Regions from separate parts of the Mus musculus genome. Here all the other regions are linked to region 1. A link is a loop called in an ENCODE intact Hi-C map of the cell type or tissue named here. Cell type or tissue: gastrocnemius. All regions are shown on one strand.

Region 1 (4,000 bases):
GGCTTGCTTGTATTTGCAATTAGACTTCTCTCTTCTGACTTTTAGGTCAGAAGATAGAAAAATTCAAAAATTTCTGGAGAGAGACAGAAACCATGGAACTTTTAAACCAAAAAGGGACTGATAGATTATTTTCTCTGATAGTCTTGTTTGATGATGGTGGTGGTGGTGAGTGTGATTGGAAAAGTTCACTACATTGTTTGCAGTCAGTTACTGAGCTGGTACCAAACCTCAGAAGATGTATATAGACAAGACTGACATTCCTAGCATAAAGGCTTGCTCAGGCTACATTCATTTTTAGCAATAATTCTGAAAGTTCAGACAGTGGGCTCTCCCAGAATCTACACGGACCAAATTCTCTCATGAATTGATCAAGGAAATAGACCAGGCTTGTCCTCCGATATCTTTCTTGGGAGGTTTGCTAGAGGACGGAATAGCTCTGGGTCTAACCTAGAGTCTGTGTTTCAGGCAACGAGTTGGGCTTCTTGAGTTTTGTGTAACTGCCCTGTACCCAAGACTTAAATGCTAAAGTTGAACCTCCCTCCACATCCTCCTCCAGGCTTCAAGATGTTGAGGAACATTAAGCTGGTGACAGAAGAAAGCTGGAGACAAGGCTAGGTCCCTGCTTTGTACAGGTTAGGGATATCCAAAAAAGAATGCTCAAAATACTTCCCACCCCCATACACACATACCCCAAAGGGACAGAACACTAGAGAAGTTCTTTGCTTTTGGTCTTAAGGGGATTTTTTAGAGCAAATACAAACAAAAATGAAAGTGGCTCAAAAATAAGTGGTAATATTCTCCTAGGAATTACAAATGTGACCAGAGACGGAAGAGAGAAAATGGATAGAGTTCCCAAACTTGGATTTATCTGTCTCCTCCCATCTTGGACCATATCTGGCATTCTCTCTAACTCCCATGCCTCGCTTGAAACACTAAATGGTTGGAAGACCAGCGGAGGTGTGTAAAACCTCGTTCATCTGCCATGACATCATTTAGAGGCTGCTTCTACTGGACCCTTCGCAGAGGTGTAGTGCTCTGTGTGGTTTGTGTGCGGTGGGGCAGTGGGGGCAATCTTGGAATCACAGCCACCTGATACATGGTGTTCACTTCTGGGGCTCCCAGCTCCCAGCCCCCAGCCAATACTTTGCTTCCTCAAGGACTAGTGAGAATAGCCTATTTAAACCCCAATACACACTCTCAGTCTAGGGCACGACCCCTTTTGCTGCTCTTGGCTAGCTCTGTAGTCCCACCCTCAGCCTGCAGGGTCCTGCCGAAGCCGAACCGTGCACTTCCGGGTCCCACACTCCACTTGCGTGCTTCCCAGCCCACTAGAGAGATTTTTCAGAAAACTATTTTTAGAAATAGTAACCTCAGAGTAAGCAAGGCACGGCACTCCAGATTGGGCGTTTTTCTGGGGCAGTTGAGCTAAGGAGCATTCGTTTAAAGAGAAAGGTGTAACAGCCGCCCTTGCTGTTCAACCCCGGAGATCATTTCAGATTCCTGGGTTTGACTCCCTCTAGCGTCGCGATTGAGAAGACATGTCTAAATCCAGGCTTGGGAGACTGGTTGGGAACCAGGACAAAAAGTGTTTTTCTTCGCTTTGTTCCTAAATTCCTCTCTGCTCTCCGCTCTCTCTTTTGTGACAGAGTTCCCAGCATGGGAAGAAAATGAAGATTAAGTATTAGTTTAAGAATAGTAAAACAATTTATTTGCATCTTTTTTTTCTTATTCCGGGAAGGATCAGCGATTAAACAGAAGTTTATCTCAAGAATGAGGCTATAATGTAACTTCTGGATATCTCTGTTTACATTAAGTCTAGTCCCTGAAGAGAATCTGCATGCGCACTGTTAGGGAACACTGTGTACTGTGCATCTTGTCTCAGAATTAGGGTCAGCAATTCTGCTGCTTTTGGAGAGGACAAATTCCGAGGAGGGGCTTGTGGGCACAGTGGCGAGCAGCATGAGACTTTGCAAACGTAAGAGACACAGCCACATACTGCTAGCAGCTCAGAGCAGTGTGTCTGTCTTTGCAAGTTGAAATCATTGGCTGTTTTATCATATTTCCTTATGAATTTGATGAGCCTGCTTCAAGAAGGAAACTGGAGAAAAAAAATGCAAATTAACTTTTCTAGACCGAGTGCCCTGAGATTTCGCTGACGGAAAGGAACCCTGATTGAAGGGATCTTCAGTGGTCAGGAGGGCTCAGTCCTCCAGTTATCTGGTTTGGTTATAAATGACTGGATTTCTTCTATAACCTGGCTGTGGCTTACTAACGTCTGAGCTACAGAGTAAACCAAAGTGACTGTGGGTGATAAGAGGGGAAACGTGTGTGGTGCACACTGAAGACATGCTCATACCTCCCGGGCTGTTTTGAGTCAGACTTTGTGAATTATGGAACAGCAGTCATTCATTCAACAGAAAGCATTCCATTCACAAACACTGCAGCTAAGCTCACAATGGTTCATTATGAGGTCTTTTGCTGAAGGGCTGCTTGCCTTGCCAGGGTAACAGTCTCTTCTTTGACTGTCTTTCTGTTCTCATTTACCATTTTCACATATTTCTCTTCAGAACTTATCTGATGTCTAGCAACCCCTGGTGGGGAGTCTGGAATGCTCACCCCCCCCAACCCCACCTACTCAGCCTGTATACATCAAATGATTTAATTCTTGAAGGTGGACCATTCTAGTGCTGATTTTCCAGGATGTATAGGCTTGTTTGCCTTGGCAGCCACAGAAAACAAAGGCATGGGTGGTGGGCTGGGAAGATGGCTAAGTATGTAAAGTGCCTGTCTTACATGCTCATGACCCAAGAAAACAGAACCGATAAACAAACAAACAAACAAACAAATGGGTGCATGCTATGTACAATGAAGAAAGACTCTGAACTATGGCTCTGAAGATGGTTTTAAGTGTGAAGAAAGTATGAATGAAAGACGGTGAGGATCGAAGTTTTAGGACGTCAGGTTGCAGTATGGGTGGCGAATGTCTTCCTTGTTCAATATGCCAGAGGCTCTCATAGGTGAGGGCGGGGCAGTAGTTGAGGAGAAAACAAAACTATTGAGCTGAAGTTGCAAGGAACTGAATTGCTTTTCTTTTCTTTTCTGTCCTTTTTTTTTTTTTTAAAAAGGTTTTCATTGGGTCTTTGTGAGTTTCCCATCATGCACTCCAGTTCTGCTCATCTCCCTCTTCCCTCATATCCGCCATTCACCCTGCAACCCTCCCCCCCCCAATAAAAACAAAACAAAACAAAACAAAGCATAGAAAAGACCCCATTGCGGAAGCTGCAGTGTGTCACAGTGTGTCCCACAGTATATTTCTCTGTCCATACATCTTCACTTGCAAATGTCCATTGCAGTGAGTCATTGGTCGGGTTTGAAATCTCTGGCTTCTGTGACACCATCAGAATTGGATCCTTACCTGTCCTCCACTCCATTACCCTGTTGTTGCCCTGGATCATGGGGGATACTGCAGCCTTGGATTAGCAGGACAGGCCCTTTTATGCATTCCAACCTTTTGCAGATGATAGAGATTTTGTTGGACCAACTCAGAGCCTTGTGTCTGGGCCTAGGAGGTAGCTGAGCTCTCCCTTATGTGAATCACCAGGGTGAGCTCTCTAGCACTGCTCTGGTTCCACCACCCAATGCCACCATCTTCAGGAGACAGGGTCAGCTCTCCCGCTCTCCTGCCCTCAGGCCCAACTCTCTTGACTGCCTCAGGTAGAGAAGAGCAATGGGGCTGAGGGCTTCCCCTACTACCCTCTACCACAGGCCACTTCACATCTAGTGAGTGGGAAGGCCAACTCTCCCATGTTCTCGCCCTTGGAACCAGCACATCCAACATCCTTCCACTAGGGCCTGCTCTACTGTGCTTCCTGAGTGAGGCACAGGACTGGCTTTCTCCAGTGCTGCAGCTTGTGAGGGGCAGGGCTAGCTCTCTCATGCTCATGACCCTGTGGGCAGCTTTCCAAACTGCTGAAGATGATGAAGAGTAGGGGGTTTGGGG
Region 2 (4,000 bases), 140 kb after region 1:
GAGCTTCTAGAAAGTACCAGATACTGGAGAAGTGAGAGCTTCTCAGAATCCAGTGGGGATGACACTAGCTGAAATACCCTACAAAGGGGAGGTAGAACCTGTAGAGACCACCCCCCAGTTGAGGGATAGGGTCAACTACCCATCTCAAAATTTTTAACCCAGAATTGTTCCTGTATAAAGGAAATGAAGAGATAAATGATGGAGCAGAGACTGCCCTACTTAGGGATCCATCCCATCTGCAGACAACAAACCCAGATGCTATTGCTGATGCCAAGAAGTGCTTGCTGACAGGAGCCTGGTATAGATGTCTCCTGAGAAGTTCTGCCAGCACCTGACTAATACAGATACAGATACAGCCAACCGTTGAACTGAGCTCAGAAACTCCAACGGAAGAGTTAGGGGAAGGACTGAAAGAGCTGAAAGAGATTGCAACCCCACAGGTAGAAAAATGATATCAACTAACCAGAACCCCCAGAGCTCCCAGGGACTAAACCACCAACCGAAAAGTTTACATGGACAGGTCCATGGTTCCAGTTACATATGTAGGAGAGGATTGCCTTATTTGGAATCACTGAGAGGCAAGACCCTTGGTCCCATGGAGGTCTGATGCCCCAGCATAGGAGGATGCTAGAGCGGTGAGGTTGAAATGGAGGGTGGTGGGTGGAGGAGCACCCTCTTAGAGGCAAAGAGGAGGGGGGATGAAATTGGGACGTTGAGGAGGGGAGACCGAGAAGGGGGACAACATTTGAAATATAAATAAATAAACAACCAATAAAAATGATGAAATTGTAAAAAAAATTGATGGAGGACATAGGAGGGTAGGTAAGGTATTAGAAGGGAGTGGTTGGATTCTATCAAAACGAGTTGTCTGTATGTATGAGTATCAATTAAAATATATATTTTAAACTTTATGGTTCAGCCCAAATTCTAGAATTGAATTCTGTAATTAGATTTAGAATCAAATACATGACTTTGACTTTGATTACTTTTGAACAATTACTAAAAATTTTTTTTCTAACCCTCTTAATTTTATTTGTAAAAAGCAGCTACAAAGATTTTAAAAGAAAATGAAGCACACATTGCTATTACAGAAGGAAAAGTTTCCAGATGAACTAGATATTAGCTACTTTTCAGGACCCTTCATGATCTGAGATTATACACAGATGTGACTTTCAGCCAGAATAATCAATTTGGGATTATTGGCGGCTGAGACATTGTGCCCATGAAAGAGGTTGGTTTTCTTCACTTCGCTGAGCTCTCACTGTGATGATAATGGAGAAGTCTTGTCCCTGGGTACTTAGCTCTGACCTTCAGAGCTGGTTCAAGAACGAAGTTGGGGATCGGCCTGTCTCCCTTTTGCATTTGGCACCACATTAAATCCATATCTGATCTTCAGGAAACAATGCACGCTGGAGAATGTGCTTGGCTTTGCCATCGATGGCAGCAGGGACTTTGAATCGTTCTTGAAAGCAATTCAACCACAAGGACACAATGAGGCTTTTCAGTTTTCCTACAGCTTTCCTCAAAATGTGTCTGGAAGCTTAGCTGTGGTTAAAGAATGCCCATTTAGATGTTCAATAACTCTGAGCAAAGGGCTCTGGCTTTCTGAAGGTGTAGTCTCAAAGCTGCAGTTAAAGCTGTGGGCATGACTCAGCTTCCGGTCACATCAGCACAGGTTAACGCTTGTAGCTGCTTGTGAAGTTGCTTTCTCAGGGTTTTGCTCACTCCTTAGGTTTTGCCAGAAGCTTATCTGATTTTGTTTGTTTGTTTGTTTTGTTTTCGTTCTGTTCTCAGGTGACACTGCTGCACAGGTCAGCAGATGGCACTACTGAATGGAGGTGGCAGAGAGGCTTCATAAAAGGGTTTTTCCCTTCCTCCTCATACCAGGAATGTGCTGTCTTTGCATAATGAACTGGGAAGAGTTTGCTATAACGGTAGATCCACTTTGAGTACTGAGAAGAGCTCTAAAATTAAGCTCATTTCTACTCTCCCCTTCTCCGTCTATCCCCCTTCACTCTGCCTACTAGAATTTCACGCTAAGCACAATTCTTCCAGAAATTTGAGACTAGGATGAGGCTTTAGTCACCATTCTCAGTCTCAGAGTGCCACCTTTTGGAACACACTCTCCACTCTCCGTTGTTTCCTAAAAGGGAGTTCCAGACAGCTGGTTCCTGGGGTGAATTTTCACAATTGCACTTCCTTGGTTATGGTTTGACATAATTTCCCTAGAGAGTTAAGGCTTAGGGTATGATAATATACCTTGAATCTGCAGAGCATTAAAGGGGAGGATATTGTCAGATATACGATCTAACCACGGACACAGGCCAGACGCAGTCCTTACTAAAGGAGAGGGCCTGCTTGTCCTGGTCCACCTTTCCCTGGTTTGCTTCTGCTGTGATCTATCAACGCCTTCCTTCCCCCTTCCTTATGCACAATGCTCAGTTAATATCTTCCTTTAGCCTTGCAGACAGGAGCTCACTTATGGCCATATATTCCAGGTGACAACAGTGTCTTTTCAGAGGAGCACAAACAGGAACGCCACAGAAGAGCTTCGGGCTCTTTTGCAAGACAGCTTCACTGACAAATTTCTCCCAGTGTGGAGCAGGCTGGAGGGCCTCTTTAATAAATGGGGTCAACTTTGATTGTTTGTTTCATTGATGATTTGAAATATATTTCTGGCATTAACTAAAAGCAGATGGCTGAAATATAAAAAAGAAAAACCTATCTAGGTGGAACTGTTGGAGGGAACGTTATAATGGCTGGGAATAAGGAGATAGGGCTTTGTGGTTGGAAATTCTGCTTAAAGGGAAGATCTTCTAAGTGGTCTCCAGTCAGGCTTGCTATGTGCCAGGGCTTCTGAATTCCAGTTCAGGCTGGTGATGTGACTGCATCTACACTGTCCTGCTGCCCGTCCATTCACTGGTGCACTGCTCTCGCTAGTGATGTTTATGGCTGTAGTGAGTAAAAGCTACTGGTATGTTGTCCATTTTGCCTTTAACCAAAAATATTGGTCTGCTAGCAGCTCAGTTTAGATAGAAACACTGTTAGAGACAACCTGTGAGGCGAATGGTGGAGCAAGGCTCTGATACGGTTTTTGGGCTACATTTTAGGAATGACAATAGAATGATTTCTCTGGGTCCAGTTTTATTTATCCCTAAAAGCTATTCACTTTCTTCAATAGTAACCCTCCCACCTCGAATCACCTTACCTTCTTTATCTTAAGATAGTATGCTGTGGGAAAAAAGATGAAAAAATTCAAAATCATGATACACTTCTCTTGATGTAAGTTCTTAGTAAGTTCTGTTCTGTTCTTAGTAAGTTCTCAAGACTTTGCACAAACCTACGAAGGGGCACATGGCAGAAGCATGCCCTATCCCCACCCCTGTCAACAGCCTAGTCCAAGATGCTGTGAGTATGTAGCCACTACCCCATCCGTGGCTTCCCATTCTTCTGCTCTGTCCCCACACTATGGTTATGCAGCTTAAGAGAATTTTGAGCATGTTGCTTTCCTGGTTTGCAAAGACCCACACCCATTTCTAGACACCCACGAAGGTTCTGAACTCTTCTTCTGGATCAACTATGGCTGCAGGCCAGCTGCCCCTGTTCCAAACAGTCTCCTCACCACCCTCTCCCACCAGTTGCACTGCAATTTGTTTGAATTTCTCCAGCATTATTTCTTTCTGAATTACACCTCCTTCAGTTTTTGCCTATGGGACTTCTCTTTACCACTCAAGGTTCGATATAGAAATTTTCAGTCTTCATTCAATGCTGTGATTCAACATGGAGGAAGTCACAACCTCCCCTCCACTTTTATATCATTTTATTGGCCATTTTATTATATTATCTACCATAATTTGTATTAATTTTTTTTACTTATATAAGTCTCACATTGATCTTAACTGACTTGAAGACAGGAACCTTACTGACTTAATTTTGTTTGATAAAAGCAAAATTAGGCAATCATACTTAGTGTGTAATATATCATGAAGATTCCCTAAAT
Region 3 (4,000 bases), 350 kb before region 1:
GACTTTTTTTTCACAACTGATTTTCTAAAGCTGTTGTGTTATTACTGAAATGCTTGGTTTCCTAGCTCGGCTGGCACCCGACTCTTCTCCTCAGCTCCCTTTCCCGCTTCTTCTCAGTTAGACCTTCTTCCATGCCCTTTTCTGTGTTGATTAAACTTCCCCCACTTGCTTCCAGCTTCCTTCTGCCCCGTCAGTCCAAGGACTTACGACGTTACTCATTCCCATTTTCGGAAAAGTGAGACTCTCAGGGTTATCTTTCAATTGTCTCCATCTTTTCTTGCTTCGTTCCCATTTAGCTTCTGACAGTAGAGCCCCAAGTCTTTCCAGCAAGTTTCTTTGAGGCTGGGCCCCCCAGGATCACAGAGACCCCCACTTTTTCCCAGAAAAAAAGGCTCTCAGAAGCTTTGTCTTTGCTCTACCAGATGAACATTTTGGAGATCTGGGGGCTGGGGGTCTAGGGAAGGTCACGTTTCCTTGCCTGGAGCCCTTGAACACCCTGGGAGATTTTGAGGCCAGGAGGCCACTTGATTTCTTCCTGGGCTGGTGACAGTCAGGTAGTGTTTAAGGGGCAAGCAGCCAGCTCGGGGAGTTGTGAGCTTTGTCTAATTTCCCAGCTGTAAATCGACTCAGCTGCTGAGGTTTGGAGGAATCCATTACTATATCCATATTGGTCCTTAACGTGCAAAGGGCTGTTTACTTTCCTCTGTGTTCACACTGTCTGTTCAGGTAACAAGAGGCTGAGCCCAGCCCCACAGAGTCAAGAGCAGTCCCCTGACTCCCTACACAGTTAAGGATTTACCCGTGTGTAATGGCTGAACCTTATTTGAGCTGGGGCATAGCTTGATGATTCCATTTGGGGACATTGTTATGGACATTTGAAAGTAACAAAGATGCTAGAAAGAAGTCCAAGACTCTCCTCTGACACTTGTCACTTCTTATGGCTCAGTTGTCCATCACAAGGTGCACCCAATATGACTGATGAACATTAGCTGCCCTTAAACATTTTAAATGATTTCAAGGAGAACCGAGGAACACTATTGTTAACATCCAATTAATTCACTTGTTTTTGTTTGTTTGTTTTGTTTTTTTGTTTTTTTTGTAATTTTTTTTGTTTTTTTGGGTTGTTTTTTGTTTTTGTTTTTGTTTTTTTGGTTTTTTTGCTTTGTTGTAAGTCATCTCTGAACTGGATTCTAATAGAACCCAAAATCCCATGGGATGAGGATAGAGATTTTTTTTCCCACCAGCTTTAGATGAAAAGAACTTACCTGCCTCCCTAGACTGCCCTTGTGGTCATTACTGCACCCAACAGTCTTGAGCAAAGAAGTGACAAATGGTGTCTTAACAGAGAAGCCAAGGGTCTCTGGGAGGGGCGTAGCCAACCTCTTCCTTAGTGAGGGTTCTGAAAGCCCACCTCACTCATGTTCCTTATTCTCGGAAGAGGAGAGCTCTGCTTTAAACATCATCAGGAGGAGGAGCCTTAGAAGCGCAGAGGAAACCTTCCCATACCACTGTTCCCACCTCAGCGGGAGCCCTGTCGTGTGTGTGTCCCCCCCCCCCCCAGCATGCGTCCTCCTTAGACCTCGGCACACTCTCTGCTTCAGTGCTCCAGAGAAGCTCACACAGCGCCTCTTCTGCCAACGTTCTAGTGCTTATATATGGGGGCCCCCTCTTCGCTGCAATGCCACGCTCTAGCATGCATGATACCCTCTCTTCTGTAGTCATCTCTAAACGTCTAGGGGGAAGGGTTCGTGTCTGCCCATCTCTGTCCTTAGCAGCTCCTAGGCAAAAGGCTGGGCGACCAGGAAGGTTTCTCTTAACTCACGATAGTCCAGAACTCAGAAGGCAGAAGAGACTAGGAGGGGCTGCCTATATGCTGGCCTCTGTTTTTTATCAGCATCTCAGGAGGAACGGGTAGTTGGCTACATTGTACCACGTGCATATGGCCAGCAGGGGTCGCTACAAAGCAGAGTTCGTGTCTTTGTCAAGGGATGGAGCCAGTCAGTAGGAGGAGAGAGGCCTTTAGCTGAAAGAATGTTCTTGCTTGAACTTCTGTTCTAAGAGGTCTCTTTCTGAAGAAAAAATGCCCTTTAAATGTGGCTTCCCCTATCCACAAAGACGACAGACTTTTCAGCTCTGTCCTCCTACCCCAAACTTACCTAGCCTTTTCATAAAAATGCACCATGCCCAGAGGGGCTCACTTTTTAAAGAAACACGAATAGCATATCTAGGTAGGAAGTGCTTTCGGAACTGATTGCCCCCTCCAACTTCTGAGGGTAAATACCAATAAGGAATTTTGAATAATAAAAAAATACTAAGAATTTGTAGTTAGGGTATATTGATATATATATTTTTAAAGTCAGATTTGGACAGCATGCAGACTGTCCAAATATCATTTACTGGTTTTTTACATTGTCAATATGACATTTCATTCCTGTATTCTTCCCTCACGATGAGAAAATATCATACACCTGTCAGACAGCATTATCAAAACAAGAATAAACATTGTTGAGGGTATGGGCAATTGGAACCTTTGCACTGTTGATGGGGATGCAGAAAGATGCCGCTGCCATGGCAACCTAAAACTAACGGAGACCCAGGGAAGAATCTGCTCCAGGGCCTTTTCCCAGAGGAGCTGACGTCAGCATCTTGTAGAGAACTAGCACTGCATTTTCATGGTTCTTACAGCATCGTTGACAGTGGCTAAGGGGTGAAAAATAGCCTAACTATTTTTGACAGCTAAATAGAGCAATCAAATGTGGTAGATACTTACAACAAAATATTGTTTACCTTTATCAATGAAAGAAGCCCTATTGCACGAGACAGCACAGATGGACCCAAGGACCTGCCTCTTCTGGAAATGACCTATCAAGAACCAGAGTCTAACTCAAGTTCCTATTAATTATTTTATGCCAGGCCAGCCACACTGTTTCTTCTTTGCTCTCCCAGCAGAAGGGCAGTCTGCCAGTGAGCAGGAGTCCTATGCGCAGGGTTGTTGGGTCTCCAGGCCATACCACCCGGACTCAAGCCTGCCTGTGCCAACTATGAGATGGGGTAACTATCAACTCACCATGGGCCTGGTTTCTTGTTGTTATAAAGTAGATAATAATACACCATAGATCACAGGGTCTGTGAGAATGAAATAGTTCGGTGCATGTTGAGAGCAAATAAATGGCAAGGAGAGAGAGAGAGGGAGAGAGAGAGAGAAAGAGAGAGAGAGAGAGAGAGAGAGAGAGAGAGAGAGAGAGAGAGAATAGACAGCCCCCCACCCCCCCAGACATGGCTCTGTACACTCTTCAGCCTGGCCTGGGATACTTTATCTGTAGTAACTGGGTGTGTTGTTATAGTTCTCTAAACACTACTGTGTAACAGCTATCTACACAGCGGTTACGTTGTTTAAAGCATTTGGAACCGGGTATGGACTTTACTCTTTGAGAGGCCTGGGTGGTGGTCCTAGAACCAATTTCCAAAAGAGAGCAAAGGATGCTCCTATCTTAATGCTCATAATATTTTATATCATGTAAAGAGAGAAACTGAGTCAAAGAGGCTAAGTAACAACCCTGTGCGGGACTTGAATCCAAGGCCTGTTTAATGCCTAAGCCCAACCCCTTCTCAACTGTGTGGCGGGAGCACCCACATCTGCACGGTGTGTCTGGACTGGATGACTAATGCAGCTGCTCGGTTTTGTTACACAGGGAGCAGCGGATCCTGCCTACGTGGGAACTTACCCTGGCTGGCCAGGCATGCTCTAGACACCGTATCCTCTTTTCCTGTACCTCTCCTTCTTGGCCTTAAGAGGGCGCCATTGAGCCATGTTCTTCAAGTTCCAGGCTACTACACTCCACAGTACAATTTGAAATTTCACAGGATGAGAAAGACAAACTCAAAGGGCTGAAACGCTAACTGCTGAGACTTTTATCTTTGTGACAAAACAGATCTCAAAAAACAAACTCGCTCTACTGCAGGAACCAGAGGACTTTTCAGAAGTCAAGGTTATTGCAAC
Region 4 (4,000 bases), 110 kb before region 1:
ACACAGCTCATGGTTTTCAATCCTATTCATTTTAGATGTATCTCTCCCATGACCTGGTTTGTTTGCTCTAGACAAGAGATTGAGTCCAGCCAGAGTGAAGCAGAGCCTACACCCAGCCCCATGTCCGCTGTCTCCTATCACTGCTGGTCTTGTTTTTAGTCAATGTCAAGAAGAGCTCTCTTGATCTTTATATAATTTGTCAGGAAGGGAGTCAGGTTTTTTAAATTAATCAATTAATTGATTAATTAATTAATTTTTTTTTTTTACCTTGGAGGCAGCACCAAAGGGCACCCAGAGCCCTGCACAACTGCTTGCTCATAGTGTTTTCTTTGCCTCTTGTCCCCATCGCCAAATCAAATGGAAACTCTCTGGCAAAGATAAAAACATATGTTTTTTTTTCTCTCCACTGACCTCCCCCCCCCCCCCGTTTCTTTTATCAGGGAAAACAGTGGAAAACCAGGCACCTGAAATTATCACCCTCCTCACATCAACTATCTCAGGAACAAGGGCAGTGAAAGAATACAAATCGAGCCAGCCTTCTCCTCACTTAGGCCTCGGGACAAGCAGACTGGATGGTGCGCTGGCTGCTCCTCTTTGGTGACAGGAACTGGGCAGTTGAAAGACTTCAGCCTCATCACAAGTGAAGGAAGAATTGAAGCCATGCTCTGGTGGTCATTTCCAAATCAAGCTGGATTTTGTTTGACTATGAACTTAAAGGAAGGGGAAGTGAGCGCCACCCCAGCGTTGGCAACAGGGTGTTGTTTTCCAGAACCAGGTCTGATTAACTTCCGGGAACTTCCAGGAACTCAGGCCAGTCACATTTTCTAAGTCGCCCTTGGGTACTTGTGGTCCCGGATTTCCTTGGCCAAATGACCAACGGTGCATTTCTAGGGCTTCCCCGGGCTTCTTTCTAGGGTGTGTGCCTTGTGGGTGGGGGTGGGGGATGTAAATCTTATACAGCTCTTAGGCTTCAAGCGTGACCAGGGTCTTTACTTTGCAGGCTGAGAATTTTGTGTCATTTTGGACCTTAGAGCTTGTCATGAAGGCAGATAACACAGGACATATATTAGTTGATATATAGTTGTGTGACGTTAAATTTTTACCCAAGGCCCCCATGTGTTAATGGAGACCCTGGAGAGAAGATACATTTGTAACTTTGGGCTGATGAGTGAAGTCAGAAAGAATCAATTCAGGAGTCCTTTCTTCTGCACACACTTGACTTTTGAATGTTTTAGTTACTTATAACCAAGCAAGGTCCAAAACTATTGGGTGAAAACTTCAGGAAGTAAACAATGAGTTCATATATTTTAAAAAAAAATTTCTATCACCGCCGATTGCTGTTATTGTCCTATTTTATTATTAGTTATTATTCTTAGTATGCCTAATTTATAAATTAAACTTTCTCCATATGGAGGTGCAAGAAAATAGAGTATACCACCCAGAGGGGTAGTAATTTCAACATACGCCTCATAGATAAGGTTTTCTACTTGATCTAGCTCAACTTTGGGAAGTTATAGAGAACAGGAAGGAAGTCTGCTGGAGTGGAAAGTACCTGAGATTTGGAGAAAAAGAGATCTGAATTCCAGAAATGTTTATTAGGCATTTGTAGTGTATATGCCTTGGGACTAGATGCTAAGGTAGGAAAAAAAAAAAAAAAACAGGCAAAAATCTACAGAAAACTTGCAGTGGGGAAATAGATAGTCATGCAGAAAAGACAATACAGTGTGTTCTAAGAGGCTTCGGCCAGTATATTCTACCAAAGGTTCACAAAGGTTCCACAGAGGTGATTTCACATGGGTCTCTCAGCTGTGATCTGTAGAGGTTCACTATGGCGAACAAAGGGGCCCTCAGGAGAAGGAAGTGTGCCTCCAGGTGGAGGAGTGAGAGCTAACCTTCATATGATAAACGTTGTTACCTGATTGTTTAGGGACTTTGGAGTAAATTACTTAATCTTCCTTAATCCCAATTTCCTCTTCTTTATAATGGCGGTCATAACATAGTAATTAGGAGCCAGTGCTTTGGAAATACATATTTTAAACACTAAAGCTCCACATTTAGACCCCACTAAATCCCAGCCAGGGACAACCCTGCTGACTTTGGCATGGGACTTTGGGTGTCTCCCGGGGGCCCTGAGAATTAACAGTCACATCTGGCTTAAGACAAAAAATAGGAACACTGAGTTCAGGGTGGGCCAGCCCAGGAATGGCTGTGTGGGTTGGTGTAAGGAAGAGGATCAGAAAACAAAGGGCTGCTGGCCCTTCAGAGCCTTTCTACTGCCCAGAGGCAAAACTTAGTCTGTGGCCTGAGATTTCGCTATTGAAATGATGCGATCATCTGGGGCTGGCTGGGGTCAGGCTTCTTTGGTTCCCTTAGCAGAGCCACCATCTACCACCATCTGCATAAGGGAGCCTGTGACTGCCAGTTCTTAGATTAGCACGGGAGTGACTGATTAGTATGCAACCTGAGGACAAAGAGTGTGTCTTATGTAACTCAAGTCTCTGGAACCTGGCATGGGTAATGAGCCTGGTATCTGTGTGTCAAGTGGATGAGTTATGGGAAGGGTCACTCCTCCAGGCTCGACAGGGTACGCTCCTTTCCCTGTTCACTTAGAGGGACAAAGTGTTTTGTGTGCTCTGGGCAGCTCTCCACGCCTGTGGCTGTCCAGATTTAATTGTGGAGTGCCAGTCCCAGTCAAGACACATCAACAACAGTGCATCGTACTCAGGGTCATCTCCTTCGGGGCAGACCCCCTTGTTCCCCCCGGATATTGACAGCTTCTGTTTCGCATCTGTTTTTACTTCTGCTCGGGTCTTCTGGGTCACTGCCTTGGCCCAGGGTTCTCCCCTTTCACCTTGTTCCCACTCCGGGTCAGGGCAGAGAGACCTCCTTTCTTTTTTCCCACCCCCATTCCGGGCCTCACTCTGAAGCTTGCTCCTGCCCCTGCCGAGCTTCCACCAGCCTGGCTTGCTCTTGTCATTCTCAAGTGACAATTGACCACTCACGTGTGCTTATCCTGACCTCTGGGTCTTGGAATGTTAGTGCACACATGTAGCAAAAGAACTTAACCTGCTAGATCCATTAGCTCTTCACATTGGCAGAGATGGGAGAAGCTTCCTGGCATTCACACTGTCAGCTGCAGATTCTCCCCATGGTCAACTCTGCTCTCCAAACCCAACTATTTGGGTCAGAGTTGATGGGACAGTTTGGATTGTTTATAGCAAAAAGAGATAGAATGCAATTTTCTTCCTCTTCTTTCCTGAAAAGCCTCTTTTTGAGAGCAAAGCAACCTTCATCCCAAGGAACTCCTATTAAACAACAGCAGCAACAACAGGAAAAAAAAATGTTGTGAATGCATAGTGGTGCTCACCTTTAGACACAGGAAGCAGATCTCTTGGTCTGCATAGTGGACCCTGGGCCAGCCAGAAGTCAGTATCGGAAAACAACAATAAAATTCACGACAAAGAAGTACTGAGTAGATAGGTCAGGGACTTTCCTGTGATCCTATTAGGGGTCATTAAGGAAGAATTTCAGGAGTGAAGGATGCAGACTTTCATTTTAGAAGTAATGCATACGAGACCCTAGCACACATGAAAGAGATGATTACAAGCTAAAGTGTGAAACATAGGAACACTGCCACGGAAGACCAGAAGTGAGGGGTGGCAGTTGCACAGACTTGAGGAGGCTGTTTAGAGGAGATGGCGTTCGGTCTGGCCAGCAACAATGGAAGGATTGTGTTAGTGTATGCCTGCCTTTCTGTCCTCAGCATCTAGTCTCACAGATGACTCAAATTTTAAGAGGGAGGGGTGAGTGGGAAATGTGAATGGGGAAGGAGTGGGGTTTGCTTGTGACTCATAAGACAGGCAAGACAAGCAGGAAGGCTGGGGCTTTAAACAGGGAAAGTATCCAGTTTGTGGATGCTCATCTTGTCTGCTGTAGCCGGCAGGGCCTGTCAGGGCTGAACTCGGATCACTTTTCACTGTTTAAGCTGTTTTTATCATTC
Region 5 (4,000 bases), 160 kb after region 1:
GCAAGCAGTATGAGATCACTCACTTTATTGCTTGATCTGCTGAGATGATCTCAACGCAGAAGCCACTCTTAATGGCAACAACATTACTATTAATTAAAGTAAGTTTTATAGCACAATGCTTTATCCAGCATTGTCATTCAGGTCATGTGGTTTGCCCCCCCCCAAATGAATTTATGAAATTCCTAGGCAAATGGATGGACCTGGAGGGTATCATCCTGAGTGAAGTAACCCAATCACAAAGGAACTCGCACAATATGTACTCACTGATAAGTGGATATTAGCCCAGAAACTTAGGATACCCAAGATATAAGATACAACTTGCCAAACGCATGAAATTCAAGAAGAACGAAGACCAAAGTGTGGACACTTTACCCTTTCTTAGAAATGGGAACAAAACACCCATGGAAGGAGTTACAGAGACAAAATTTGGAGCTGTGACGAAAGGATGGACCATCTAGTGATTGCCATATGCAGGGATCCATCCCATAATCAGCTTCCAAATGCTGACACCATTGCATACACTAGCAAGATTTTGCTGAAACGACCCAGATATAGCTGTCTCTTGTGAGACTATGCTGGGGCCTAGCAAACACAGAAGTGGATGATCACAATCAGCTATTGGATGGGTCACACGGCCCCCAATGGAGGAGCTAGAGAAATTACCCAAGGAGCTAAAGGGAACTGCAACCCTATAGGTGGAACAACAATATGAACTAACCAGTACCCGGAAGCTTTTGTCTTTAGCTGCATATGTATCAAAAGATGGCCTAGTCGGCCATCACTGCAAAGAGAGGCCCATTGGACTTGCAAACTTTATATGCCCCAGTACAGGGGAACGCCAGGGCCAAAAAGGGGGAGTGGGTGGGTAGGGGGTTGGGGGGGTGGGTATGGGGGACCTTTGGGATAGCATTGAAAATGTAAACGAGAAAAATACCTAATTAAAAAAAAACTTTTACTCATTTTGATTCTGAAAGATTGTGAGCATATTTGCCAACAGTATAAAAAAAGAAAGAAAGAAAGAAAGAAAGAAAGAAAGAAAGAAAGAAAGAAACCATAGTGCTTGTCTATAAGGAGTTTTGAATTATTGTATTGTGCACCTTTAATTTCTTCCAGTTTTGAAAAGCGAGTCAATGGCAAACCCCTTGGGTTGAATGCACTTTGTGCCCCAGAGTATTGAAACAGTGGATGGGCAGAGTGTACTTTATACAGTTGCATGTAACAGTTTAAACCTATGGCTAGGAAGCTATTGCCAAGTTGCTTTTCCCATGGATGTGCTAACTTGTACTCTGATTATATATTTCTCTGGTGATCTCCAAACATTCAGATTTGAATTAGGGTCCTAACAGACAGACTAGCTTTTCTTGAGGCTGTCATGAACTCTAATTGAGGTAAAGATCTTTGCTAGTGAAGAGCTCACAACCAAAAGCCTTGTACTTGACCATCCTGCCTGTGAGGGAACTATATTAAATTTGAGCAGTGTTACAGCGACACCTGCCGGACTTTCTCTAACTAGCAAGTGCAATTCCAGCAGATCAGGGTTCTGTGTAATCACAAATATTTCTCACACATATGAGAAGTAAAGTAATTTTCCATGAAAACAAAATCAAACGGTTATCTCTCCTTCAGTATATGAAATAAGGCTTTTCCTGAGGTAAGAAGAATTAACATTGAGCACTCAATTTAACACAAAGACAAGATTAAAATAATGTCTTTATCTCCCATCCAGAAGTTAAGTAGTATCATGGTATTTTGGTTATGTAATCACACCACAGTCTGTAAATATGAGTGCATTTACACAAGCACCTGAAGAACAATTTTAAAATCATTCTTTTTGGCTCAAAAATAAATGTCAAATTCTCAGTTCATTGAGGCTGCTGGGGAGAATGCTCACTTTAGAGATCTGCTTATCCAGAATATGGTTGCTACTTCTTTGTCTCACTTCTCCTCCTCTCCTCTCCTCTCCTCTCCTCTCCTCTCCTCTCCTCTCCTCTCCTCTCCTCTCCTCCCCTCCCCTCCCCTCCCCTCCTCTCCTCTTCTCTTCACGTCTTCTATCTCACAGTTTCTTTTCAATGCTCCCCCCTACACACACACAGGGCAAGCTGCAGTGCATAGCAGCAATATCGTGGATTCCTTAAAAGCTTTGCAGTTGAGCTGAAACCCATATTTCAGATGAGTCTCAAAGTCATCAGATTCAAGCTTGTCACATTTTCTGAACACAAAATTCCAGACATGTTTTATTCACTATCTGTTTGCATCGTTGAGGTAAACATCTCCAACTCATTTCGAAGTTGGGAGATAGCCAAGAAGTCTCAACCCATCATTTCTAGATGTTTTGTTGTATGCTTTGATTCCTCCTTTGGTCAGGTATCTCATTGCTTCATAGCCCCTCTAAACACTAGGCTCAGTTGCTCATGAGAGCACCCTCCCCTACTGACATTTGAAACACTGGACCTCTCATTCATTTTTTAGTTGTATGATGTGAGCTCTAAACCATTCTTCAGTTTGCATAAGGAAAGAGGCTGAGAAACCTAGGCATGTGGTGTGGCATGGCAGGCTGCTGGCCTGCTTGGTGCTCTAGTATCTATAGTCTACCTCGGCAGCACTGTGATTCACTGATGCTAAGGAATAAAAAGACATCGGTCTGACTTCCATGATGAAAGCCTCAAGCTTGGCTCTTACACTGATTCCCAGGTAGTTTTGGACAGTGTCTGTCCCTCCTTGTTTTGTTTTGTGTTTGAAGGAAGATAATGTCTTTAATTAACCTACTGTTTATAAAGAATTTCATATGAGCATTGTGTTTAATACCCTGCCCTCAATGTGTGCACAACTCTACCCTACTGTGCTCAATCTAAAAATTATGGCTTCTTTTTATTTTCTTTAAACATATTCATATACATATATTTCAGTAGAACATGTGTACACACATAAGCCATTGATACCATTTAGTGTAATGCTATCATATAGATATAGAGATAGAGATAGAGATAGAGAGATATAGGACATATGACATATATAGGATATATGATATACGACATACGATATATGATATATGTTTTTAGGGCTAACCACTTGGTATTAGATAAGCAACTATGGGCTTCAATCCAGGGAAGACTGATTCTTTCTCTCTTTAGCAGTCATTGCCTGTGGATCTTCATCTAGGAGTGGGACCTTGTGAGACTTCCCTCACCCACATAGGCATGCCACCTATTGTTGTCCCTGTGTTGGTCAACTTTAGGCAATCACAATGTTGAAATTTTGTGGGTGAAGCTTTCCTGTCATATAGAGAAGACATACTATCTGCATCCATGTTTCTGGTTTTTACAATCTTTCCACCCGGTCTTTTGTGATGTTTGCTTAACCTCAGGTGTAGGGGTTGTGTTGTAAATGTATCAGTTGGTATTGGGCACACACCATTCCTTGTTCTCTGTGTTTTGACTAGTTGTGCCTTGCTGTAATAATGATCCTGTGCTGCAAACAGAAGCATCTTTGATGAGGAGTGAAAGCTACAGTTACTAGGTTGGATGGGTGCACAGATATGTGTCCTAGGCTAGGCCAAGCTGGACCTGGGCACAGGATGAATGCACCAGACAGAACCTGGAGGTTGGATGTGGTACAAACTTAAGTCGAGCTAGCTGGCTGAACTTGGCGATGCACAGGATGTGTGATCAAAGATCACTGTAAATTGATCTCATATGTTTGCACTTCCTAGGCTTGGGTATTTACTCTTGAAGGAAGATAATTATTTTTTTAATTATGGGTTATATATTTACCCTTGTTACACAGTTGTCATAGTAAAATCCATGTGGTAGAGATTTACCCCTGTTATACTGTCTTCGGAGTAAAAAATATGGATAAATGTATTCTAACGATATGTGATATGATAAATCAGGGACACAAGAGAAATACAGTTGTCTGAGCATCAGTGGAGTTCATTCCAGGATCCCAACATAAATACAAATCGAAGAATGATAAAGTCAATTATAGAAAAAAATATATCATT
Region 6 (4,000 bases), 540 kb before region 1:
ATGTGATTTTTGATCCTTGTAAGTACAGTAGAATGATCAAATTAATCTATACATTGGATGGTCATCATCTCCAATGTTTATCATTGCTTTCTTTTTCTCTCACCTCCCGCCTCTGGGAGGCCAGAGTCTCTCTGTATCCCTGACTATCCTGGAGCTCACTATAAACCAGGCTGGCCTTGAACTCACAAGGATCTGCCAGCCTCTATCTCTGAGTGGTAGGCTTAAGGCATTTCCATCACAACCAGCTTAATATTTATGATTTATTTTTAGTGAGGACAGCTACAATTCTCTGTTTGAAGTAACTTGCAACACGCAGTCTGCCATTCTTGGCTCGGTCATCATGCTGGAAAGTAGGTCACTACGTGGTCTCCTTTTGGAAAATATAAGCAGTTCATATGCATTTATACCCCTACTTCTTTTACACTGGGCAGAATTCTGGGAACCTTGTCCTGTAGCTTTTGCCACTTAACAGTTTCTCCCAAGGATGATCACTTTTTAGATAGATCACTATATAGGGATACTTGCTGAGGGTGCCAACATCTGTGGAACCCCCCTCTTATGTTTCTTCATATCACTTTGGAGTAGCTGCTAAGACCCAGCCCTGCTGTTCTGAACATAAGAGACTCTAACTGTGGCTGTCTGGTGTCTGAAAGCCTTGTTCCTTTTGCAAAGCTTACTCTGCCCACCCACCCTAAGATGAAGCTGGAATCTTAGAACGAGAGTTCCCAGGGTGAGATAGAATATCTGGGGCTAGCAGCTTTTCAAGGTTCAAATCTGGGCTAGTTGAAAAGTCAGGACAGATGTTTCTACTCCAGTACAGGGGAAGGCTTGGCTTGGGAGAAGGGGGTGGGGTTCATTTCCATGGTTCTCTTGATAATTACCCTTTAATTAGGGTCCATAAACGTTTGGGGTTTCTAACGTTTGGGGGTTTCTACTACTGTAAAATTTTATGTTCAAGTATATCACAATTAAAATAAAAGAAACTGGTAACATGAATAAATGCTAAAAAATGAAATATAAAAAAATGTCAAGTGAGGTGGAGGAAGAGAGGGCGTGAGCAGTTAATCTGGACTCATTGAGAGGGGTAAAACTTGAAATAAGGAAAGGTGAGGGGGTACAGAGCTGGACCACCAGGTAGATACATCATGCCTCAGACTAACATAACTGAGGAGGGGTTCTGGGAAATGATGGACAGGCTTGAGTGGCCAGAGCATCGCATGTGGATGGATATGATGTCAAAACAGGTTTTGGGTCAGTCAACTGCCTGCTCAACGAAGCTGAGTACCCGAGGGACAGTGACCTGACTGTGCAGTTCTATATATTCTACACAAGAGAGTTTAACATCAACATTAGGGACAGATAGAGGAGACCAGAGGCAGAATCAGACTTCCTAGAGAGACAGGGTTAGTTTTGCAATTCTAGTCTTTCAGGAGTTAAACTAAGGCTCCGAGGCTATTACAACACACCTGGATGCCAGCACTCCAAAGAAGGCAAGTAGGGGTTGGAGTTCGGGGCTTCCACATTCTAGAATTTCTTTCTTACAGGCGCTTTCTTACATGTCTGACCTTCTTGGGGTCACCCTGCAAATTCCATCCATTGAATCACTGATTCTGAAGGAAAACTCGTGCCTGGAGGGGGGGCAGCAAAAAGGGCAGGGCAGGACAGAGCAGAGCATACAAATCTGGGCATGGAGACTATGATACCCTTGAACTGTGTTCTTGGGTACTAGAGGCAAGAGACATCTGTTCACATATTCAAGGAGCTGAGAATCTCTCCCAGTCTTTATAGCCACTATGTTGATAGTGCGACCTTCCTTTATGGAGAAAAAGGAGGTAATTTACTACTTACTATGTGGCTGGGGACCACCACCTACATTGTATTTAGATGACTCAAAAGTTGCACTCAAAGAAACACTTTTATTCCCATAGTGAGCTCAGATCACCACATCACCAGCTGAGGCTAAGGCCCAAGAGGTAGGGGATATAGTATGAAGCTCAGGAGTTTTGAAGAAAGCGTGTTACACCTTAAAGCATATATACCCCACATCAAGCTCTTGACCCCTTCACCTGAGACTTCTTCTCTACCTCAAGTTTCATCTCCTTTGCTTTGATCAAATGATCACTTCCTCCCATGGCTGGTTCACTGCTGCTCTTGGCACCCAGAAACCCAGAAGCTCAGCGATGAATGAGAGCTGAACACACTCTCATCTCATGCTGCTAACATACAGTTAGAGAAACCAAGGGCCCCGCAGCGAGGAGAGGAAAGCATTTTTTTGCTGACTGGTTCCAAGCTCCAGACAACCACCAGGTCCCCAGAGGAATAAGGACAGGAAATGTATTGGAGGGGAAGCATAAAGGGAAGGAAGGCGCCCACCAGGAGGTACCACAAGCCAGTTGACTTGGCACTGTCTACGAAGTGTGCTTAAATGGCCAGCAGGTGGTGCTATGTACTTCCAGATCCCAAATGTAAGCTTAACCTGAAGCCATTATAGCCATTCCCAGGAAGCCTTTATGATTGCAGTATTTAATAGGGAGACACACATATATGACTCCTATCATCGATAGGCTAATAAAATGAAAGACTTTAGAAAGCTAAACTGGGCTGCAAATGTAGAATGCTGCGATCTACTGCAGGGTACATGACGGTCTATGAGATCCTATATGCTTTATGTGACACCTTACGAGGCTGAAATACAGTTACTACCATCTGTCTTACAAGGGAGGAAATTGGAGTTCACAGGGATTAAGATATCAACTAATTCACCATCCGTATGTGTCAGTCAGGGCTGGACAGGTATGTATCGATGTGTGAAGCATTTATATGGGGTTTATCATTAGCAGACACTGAATACTCTCTTATTTAACCCTGCAACAGCAGTCGGAGGCAGAAAAATCTCCCTGGCACAGGCACAGGCCAACCTATGTCAATCGCGGGCTTTCCTTCCTCAGCACTAGGCAATCCCCACTGTCTATGAGCTCGCTTTCCGATCTTGGCACCCAGAGGCTTCCATATGAATTTGGTGAGTCACTGGACCTCTTGAGACTGGAGATTTCTCATCAGCAAGATGATGATAATAAAAAGAGCCACACACTGCTGTGGGAAATAACACCAGAAAAACATCTGTGGAAACAGTGTTGATTATACAGTAAGAGTCTATGGTGTGGGGTTATTATTGCCAGACACATAACAGCTTAGTTCACATAAAGATAGGTGTTTCTTCCAGAATTACCTGTAGTGATAAAGACCCAACTGTACTGTAGCCTGGATGCAAGGAATGCAGGCGGTGTACACTAACCTGGACTGCTACCCATCTGTAATGCACATTTAGACAATAAGCAAAGTTCTAGGGAGCCAGGAGAGAATTGCAATGAGAGTTCACAGACCAGGACAGCTGGCAGAAAGCGTGCTTCTCAGAGGTGGAATCACCTCAAAGACCATGGCCCTAAGGGGAAAGAGCCTCCTGGGAAGACGCTAAGAGGAAGCCTGGGACATGGGCAGGAGGTCAGTCAGCCGTGGACAAACCGGGGAGACACAGGCAAGGATCAAGAGAGCACAGTGGTCCAGAAACAGAGATGTGTGCAAAGTCTGGAATGTGAGACTATAGCATAGTGCAAGCCAAGTTTATCACACGGAGAACACAAAGCTGTGGTCCCAGTTACTCAAAAGGCTGAAAAAGGGACATCCCTTGATCCCAGGAGTTCAAGGTGAACCCAGACTTTAAGAAGTGAGACCTTCATTAAGAATATAAGTAAATAGGAAAAGGAATGCTTTCTATATCTTCAAAATGTCAAGTGAAAGAAATGCAAATTGGAAAAATATAAACATTTTCACTTACATTTTATATTGAGATTTGGACTATTTTGGGATTAACTGTCATACATATGTATATGTATATACACATGTATATATGTGTGTGTGTATTTGTATGAAGACTCCAAAGTAGCCACAAACTCACTCATTTGTTTACTCATCCATCCATCCATCCATCCATCCATCCATC
Region 7 (4,000 bases), 250 kb before region 1:
AGTAAACTGATAGTGCTTCACTCGAGAAATATTTATTGAAAGTCTGTAATGTCCTAGGCTTGGGGAAAATTGTATGATTTTTTTTTGGAAGGTAAAATATAGCAACGGCTTTTAAACTCTGCAAGAATGTTTGGGGAAATCTACTTGTGTTATAAGGAGAATGCAAATTCCATGTGTCCAACATTAATTAAGTGATCAACAGTCCCGATTGGATGATCAGTGTCCTCAAAATGTATAAATATCTTAACTGGATCTCTGTCAGTGCTTCTCACCCTACAGTAAGTTCCAACCAGATCCTGTTGTACACGTGGGGCTTGAGATGTATCGAACATTTGCCATCAGAGACGTCCCCATCACACCTTCTGATTTGGATGGACACTAGCACATTTTGAGCTTCTTCACTTCACGACACAGTTAGGGACAGGAAAACCAGCACACTGATGGTCATTGTGGAAGCATTACAAGGACCATGTTGACTCACTGTTGCCAGGGTAGAAAATGCTCCCAGCTGGATTGTGGGAGGCTTCCTTTAGTGTTGCACATGCTTGCATGTCAGTAGTGTTAACTGAACACGGGTTTGCTGGAGGAAGAGGCCTCGGGGAGGCCATGAGGAAGGAGGGATTCTGAGGAAACTGCTTTTGCAAATAAAGTAGAAATTCTCCAGACTTTTCATAAGACTGCCACGTCAAAATGAAAATTCCCCAAATAAACTGTTAGTTTGTCCAGTTCTGCAGACGTCATAATAAGGAGGGCCCAGTCCAAGATTCTGCCTTGCTGCTTATTTGGGCGTGTGAACGTACAATTCATTCATCAACGGGTTCCCTAAGCGTTTCCCAGGCTTGGAAGTGTCTGTTCTTGTCATTTGGAGGCCAGCATTGTTTTCTCATACCTTGCAGAAACACAGCATGGTCTTTGTTCTCCCCCCCGCCCCCCCCCAAAAAAATTGAGGATTATCACATACACATATTTTCCTCTGGTCACCCAAGAAGGGTGGAGACTGGAAATTTGACCAAGACCCAGAGATTGACACTCCATTGCTGCCCCCACTCCACCCCTCGGATTGGGATTTGCTTTGGGAACCCTGTACTCTGCTAAAGCTGGAAGGGAGAAAGCATGCTTAGATAAAGCTAGCAGGTGTGAATAAGTCTACTGGAACAGAAATTACAGTTGCAGGCAAGTGGTAGCAGTTCGGCACATGCTTAGAAATCAGGAAACAGTACTAAGAATAGCTTTCCCTGAGGTTGCTCAGGAAGATTTGTTATGTTGTCTTTTACTCAAAGGTGGACATCAGTGCCTTGCTCCAGTTACATATATACTTCCATGTCCTTGGGTGATTTGTTAATTTATACCAACTCTCTCGATGTATAATGGGTATCTATCAGTGGCAAATTATGGATTACCTCACTCATCTTGTTATCTGGCATGTTGGGAGTTCTCAAATATGGCAAGGACATGCACTGTGATGAACCCCAGAGATTCATACCAGAGTGTTGGTGGGTGTGGTGATATAGGAAAAGATGCTGTTTTTTTTTTTTTTTTTTTTCCTAATAGAGCAGTGTCTGACAAAGCGTTGGCCAATGGTGACACAACTAGAGGAACAGAATAATTAGAAACTCAGTTACAGGTTCTGGACTCCCTGGCTAATCCAGGAGCGTTGGGACTTTTGTTTTGGGGGTCTCCAATAGGTTTGGTTCTGAGCTAGTGAAGTTGATTGAGGTTTCTGTTCATCAATACTGCCCTTGTCTTGCCCAACCATTCCACGGGTGGGATTCTGAGTCAGGTCTAGGCAGGAACCCTCGCAGGACCCCTGCTGTGGAATCCCCCGCACGCGCCCCTCGTTGCGCACCCACGCCTCACGTCCTGTGTGTCAAGCTTTGTGAATGAATGATGTACACGCACTTGGAAAACTATGCTGCTACTGGAGCGGGGCCGCAGAGGGTGACCAAGCCTTCAAGAATGCGTGCAGAATCAGACGGACTTTCCCGAGACTGTGGCAGTAGCCCCGGCATGCCAGGGACAGGCTCGCCAGCCATTCTTAGCAGCGGTGGGCTGAGGCCCTCGCCCCGCGCGCGCGGAATAGCTGGAGCAGCGCCGCCGGGCCAGGCTCGCCCGCCCTTCCTTTCGCTTTTGGGAGACGGGCGGTGATTGGCTGCAGATGCTAAGCCCCGCCCCGCCGCCCCGCCCTCGCCGCCTCGCCGAGTGGGCAGGGCAGCGGCTGGGACCCTGGGCCTGGGCTCGGTGAGGAACGCCCTAAAGCGGAGGCGAGCTGCACTGCGCCAGCGCCGGCCAGCCGTGCGAGCGAGCAAGGGAGCGAGCGCCCCGGACGGAGGAGGGAGCGAGCGCCCGGGACAGAGGAGCGAGCGGGCGGGCGAGGCGCGGGCGAGGCTGGGACCTAAGCGCGCTCTCTGCTCCGCCAAGTGCCAACTTCGCGCGGACTGGCTGGGCGCGCACCTTCCCGCGGGGCGGTCAGCGGGAATTTGAGATTTTAGGGTTGCGCTCTGTCCCCTTCCACTGGGTTCAAAAATCCCCATTAAAAAGCAAAACAACAGTTACAGCAAACTTACTCTCATCCCGCCGGCCCCCTCAACTCCGGGCACCATGAAGGCGGCCGTCGATCTCAAGCCGACTCTCACCATCATCAAGACAGAAAAAGTGGATCTCGAGCTTTTCCCTTCCCCGGGTGAGTGGCAACAGTGAGGCCCCCACCCCAGCTCCGGGTCCCCTTCTGGGCTGCGCTGCTCCCTCAGGAGCACTGGATGCAGAAGCCAGGAGGACTGTTGGTGGCCCAAGACCCTTGGCTTTTTTTGGGGGGGGGGGGGCTGGGTGTATTTATTTTCACAGCTGTGTGTTTTGTGACTAATGGGAAAACGCTTATAGAATTTCCAGCTCCCTAATTCCGTTGTTTGAATTTTCCCACATAAGCGAGAAACTTCTGGTAATATTCCTTAATGTTAGCAAGGGGCCTGACACTGTCTCTAAGATCACCCCCACCCCGTCCCAACTGTGTCTCCCCAGTATTGGAGCTTGATGGGAGGCTCTTGTGAAGTGCTGAAAGGGTGTCTGGCTAGCTGCCCGGCCTACGAGCACTTGCATCCTGAGCGCCCCTGTCATAAGTCCCTTAGAGCCTCACTCCTCTTTTCTAGGTTGAGGGGGAGGTAGTGGGAGGAGAAACGAACAGAATCTGTTTAACTTTGGGAAAGTCTGATTCCTTCCTGGTCAGTGTAGTAACTAGCTTTACTGCCTTTCTATTCTGCCATCTTTTGGCCTCCCGTACCAAAGGTCCTTGAAGAAGGAAAGCATCCCACGACCAGATGTAACTTAGTGTCTTTGGCTCATGGTTTTATTTAGCAGGCTTAAAGGATTTGAAGAAGAGAGGGAGAGTAAAGACATCGAATATTGTCTTAGAAGGAAATTTTAGTGTTCAACAGATGGAGTCAACTCTTGGGGATTCCTGAAGCTAGCAGAGTGCAAAGTGCCTACTTTTAGAATAGGAAGCTGGACTCAGAGAAAAGTGACTTTGGAGGTGAAAGGATCTAGAAAGATAAAGGGAGAAGATGATGCATTTTGGAAAACAATCAGATGTCAAAACACACACGTCTATTGGGTCTGATTATCTGTAACTTTAACTGCTGTCCCTGATCTCTTGCCTCTGCCGTAAATAACTGCATATTTAACCTGTTCTTTAGACTTTCAATACAAGCCAAGATGACGTTTTGACATTCTGATGTGTTTCAAAATGTTAATGAAGACATTTGGGCGCCATCCTTTCTAGAGACGCTCCTGACAGTCAGTGCCGGATTGCTCTGTACAAACACAGTGTGATGACATTCAGAGCCAGGTTGAGCTGGGGGTCTCTCCTAGAGCTGGGGAGACTTCTCAGGCACTCAGAGCTACATATAGAAATGTTGCTATGAAAGTGGGTTTGGGGTGTTCGATGGAGCCAGGAGTTCTCTGTGTTACCATTGATTAAAACCATATATAGCAGACGCGAAGGGATAGT

What was found. A loop is a pair of places that touch in the nucleus more often than their neighbours do. Peaks named below come from ENCODE experiments on the same cell type or tissue, not always from the same donor. Only the 100,000 strongest peaks of a DNase experiment are listed, where the experiment ranks them.
Region 2: it touches region 1 in a loop (2.8-fold over the local background); 15 of 42 quality-filtered maps call a loop at or near these places.
Region 3: a loop joins it to region 1, with 10 times the contacts of the local background. A loop is called at or near these places in 41 of 42 quality-filtered maps.
Region 4: a loop joins it to region 1, with 2.7 times the contacts of the local background. A loop is called at or near these places in 6 of 42 quality-filtered maps.
Region 5: it touches region 1 in a loop (7-fold over the local background); 23 of 42 quality-filtered maps call a loop at or near these places.
Region 6: it touches region 1 in a loop (2.5-fold over the local background); 22 of 42 quality-filtered maps call a loop at or near these places.
Region 7: it touches region 1 in a loop (3-fold over the local background); 12 of 42 quality-filtered maps call a loop at or near these places.

What each region holds. Positions count from the first base shown.
Region 1 is chr9:32,939,236-32,943,235 of GRCm38, forward strand. No RefSeq gene overlaps it. Among named protein-coding and RNA genes, the nearest start is that of Gm27162, 12 kb to the left of the region's middle. In gastrocnemius, CTCF peaks have their summits at 1,513 and 2,589 (motif pointing left); a DNase peak (open chromatin) is centred at 1,499; H3K4me3 peaks cover 1,203 bases; H3K27ac peaks cover 2,358 bases.
Region 2 is chr9:33,078,793-33,082,792 of GRCm38, forward strand. The region is part of intron 1 of Gm27166 (a long non-coding RNA gene); the gene reads left to right. Among named protein-coding and RNA genes, the nearest start is that of Gm27166, 49 kb to the left of the region's middle. In gastrocnemius, a CTCF peak has its summit at 2,103 (motif pointing left); no DNase peak of the experiment used is centred here.
Region 3 is chr9:32,588,160-32,592,159 of GRCm38, forward strand. No RefSeq gene overlaps it. Among named protein-coding and RNA genes, the nearest start is that of Gm31871, 4.3 kb to the right of the region's middle. In gastrocnemius, CTCF peaks have their summits at 1,942 (motif pointing right) and 3,795 (motif pointing right); DNase peaks (open chromatin) are centred at 1,946 and 3,734; H3K4me3 peaks cover 158 bases; H3K27ac peaks cover 397 bases.
Region 4 is chr9:32,832,774-32,836,773 of GRCm38, forward strand. Gm3331 (a long non-coding RNA gene) reads left to right here. Exons shown (of 3, transcript XR_379227.1): 3 at 441-801. Among named protein-coding and RNA genes, the nearest start is that of Gm3331, 52 kb to the left of the region's middle. In gastrocnemius, no CTCF peak of the experiment used is centred here; no DNase peak of the experiment used is centred here; H3K27ac peaks cover 2,940 bases.
Region 5 is chr9:33,094,375-33,098,374 of GRCm38, forward strand. No RefSeq gene overlaps it. Among named protein-coding and RNA genes, the nearest start is that of Gm27166, 65 kb to the left of the region's middle. In gastrocnemius, a CTCF peak has its summit at 1,507 (motif pointing left); a DNase peak (open chromatin) is centred at 1,490.
Region 6 is chr9:32,403,061-32,407,060 of GRCm38, forward strand. The region is part of intron 1 of Gm31755 (a long non-coding RNA gene); the gene reads right to left. Among named protein-coding and RNA genes, the nearest start is that of Gm31755, 6.7 kb to the right of the region's middle. In gastrocnemius, a CTCF peak has its summit at 2,433 (motif pointing right); a DNase peak (open chromatin) is centred at 2,399.
Region 7 is chr9:32,693,786-32,697,785 of GRCm38, forward strand. The region is part of intron 3 of Ets1 (E26 avian leukemia oncogene 1, 5' domain); the gene reads left to right. Among named protein-coding and RNA genes, the nearest start is that of Ets1, 60 kb to the left of the region's middle. In gastrocnemius, a CTCF peak has its summit at 2,257; DNase peaks (open chromatin) are centred at 2,166 and 3,067; H3K4me3 peaks cover 2,885 bases; H3K27ac peaks cover 3,706 bases.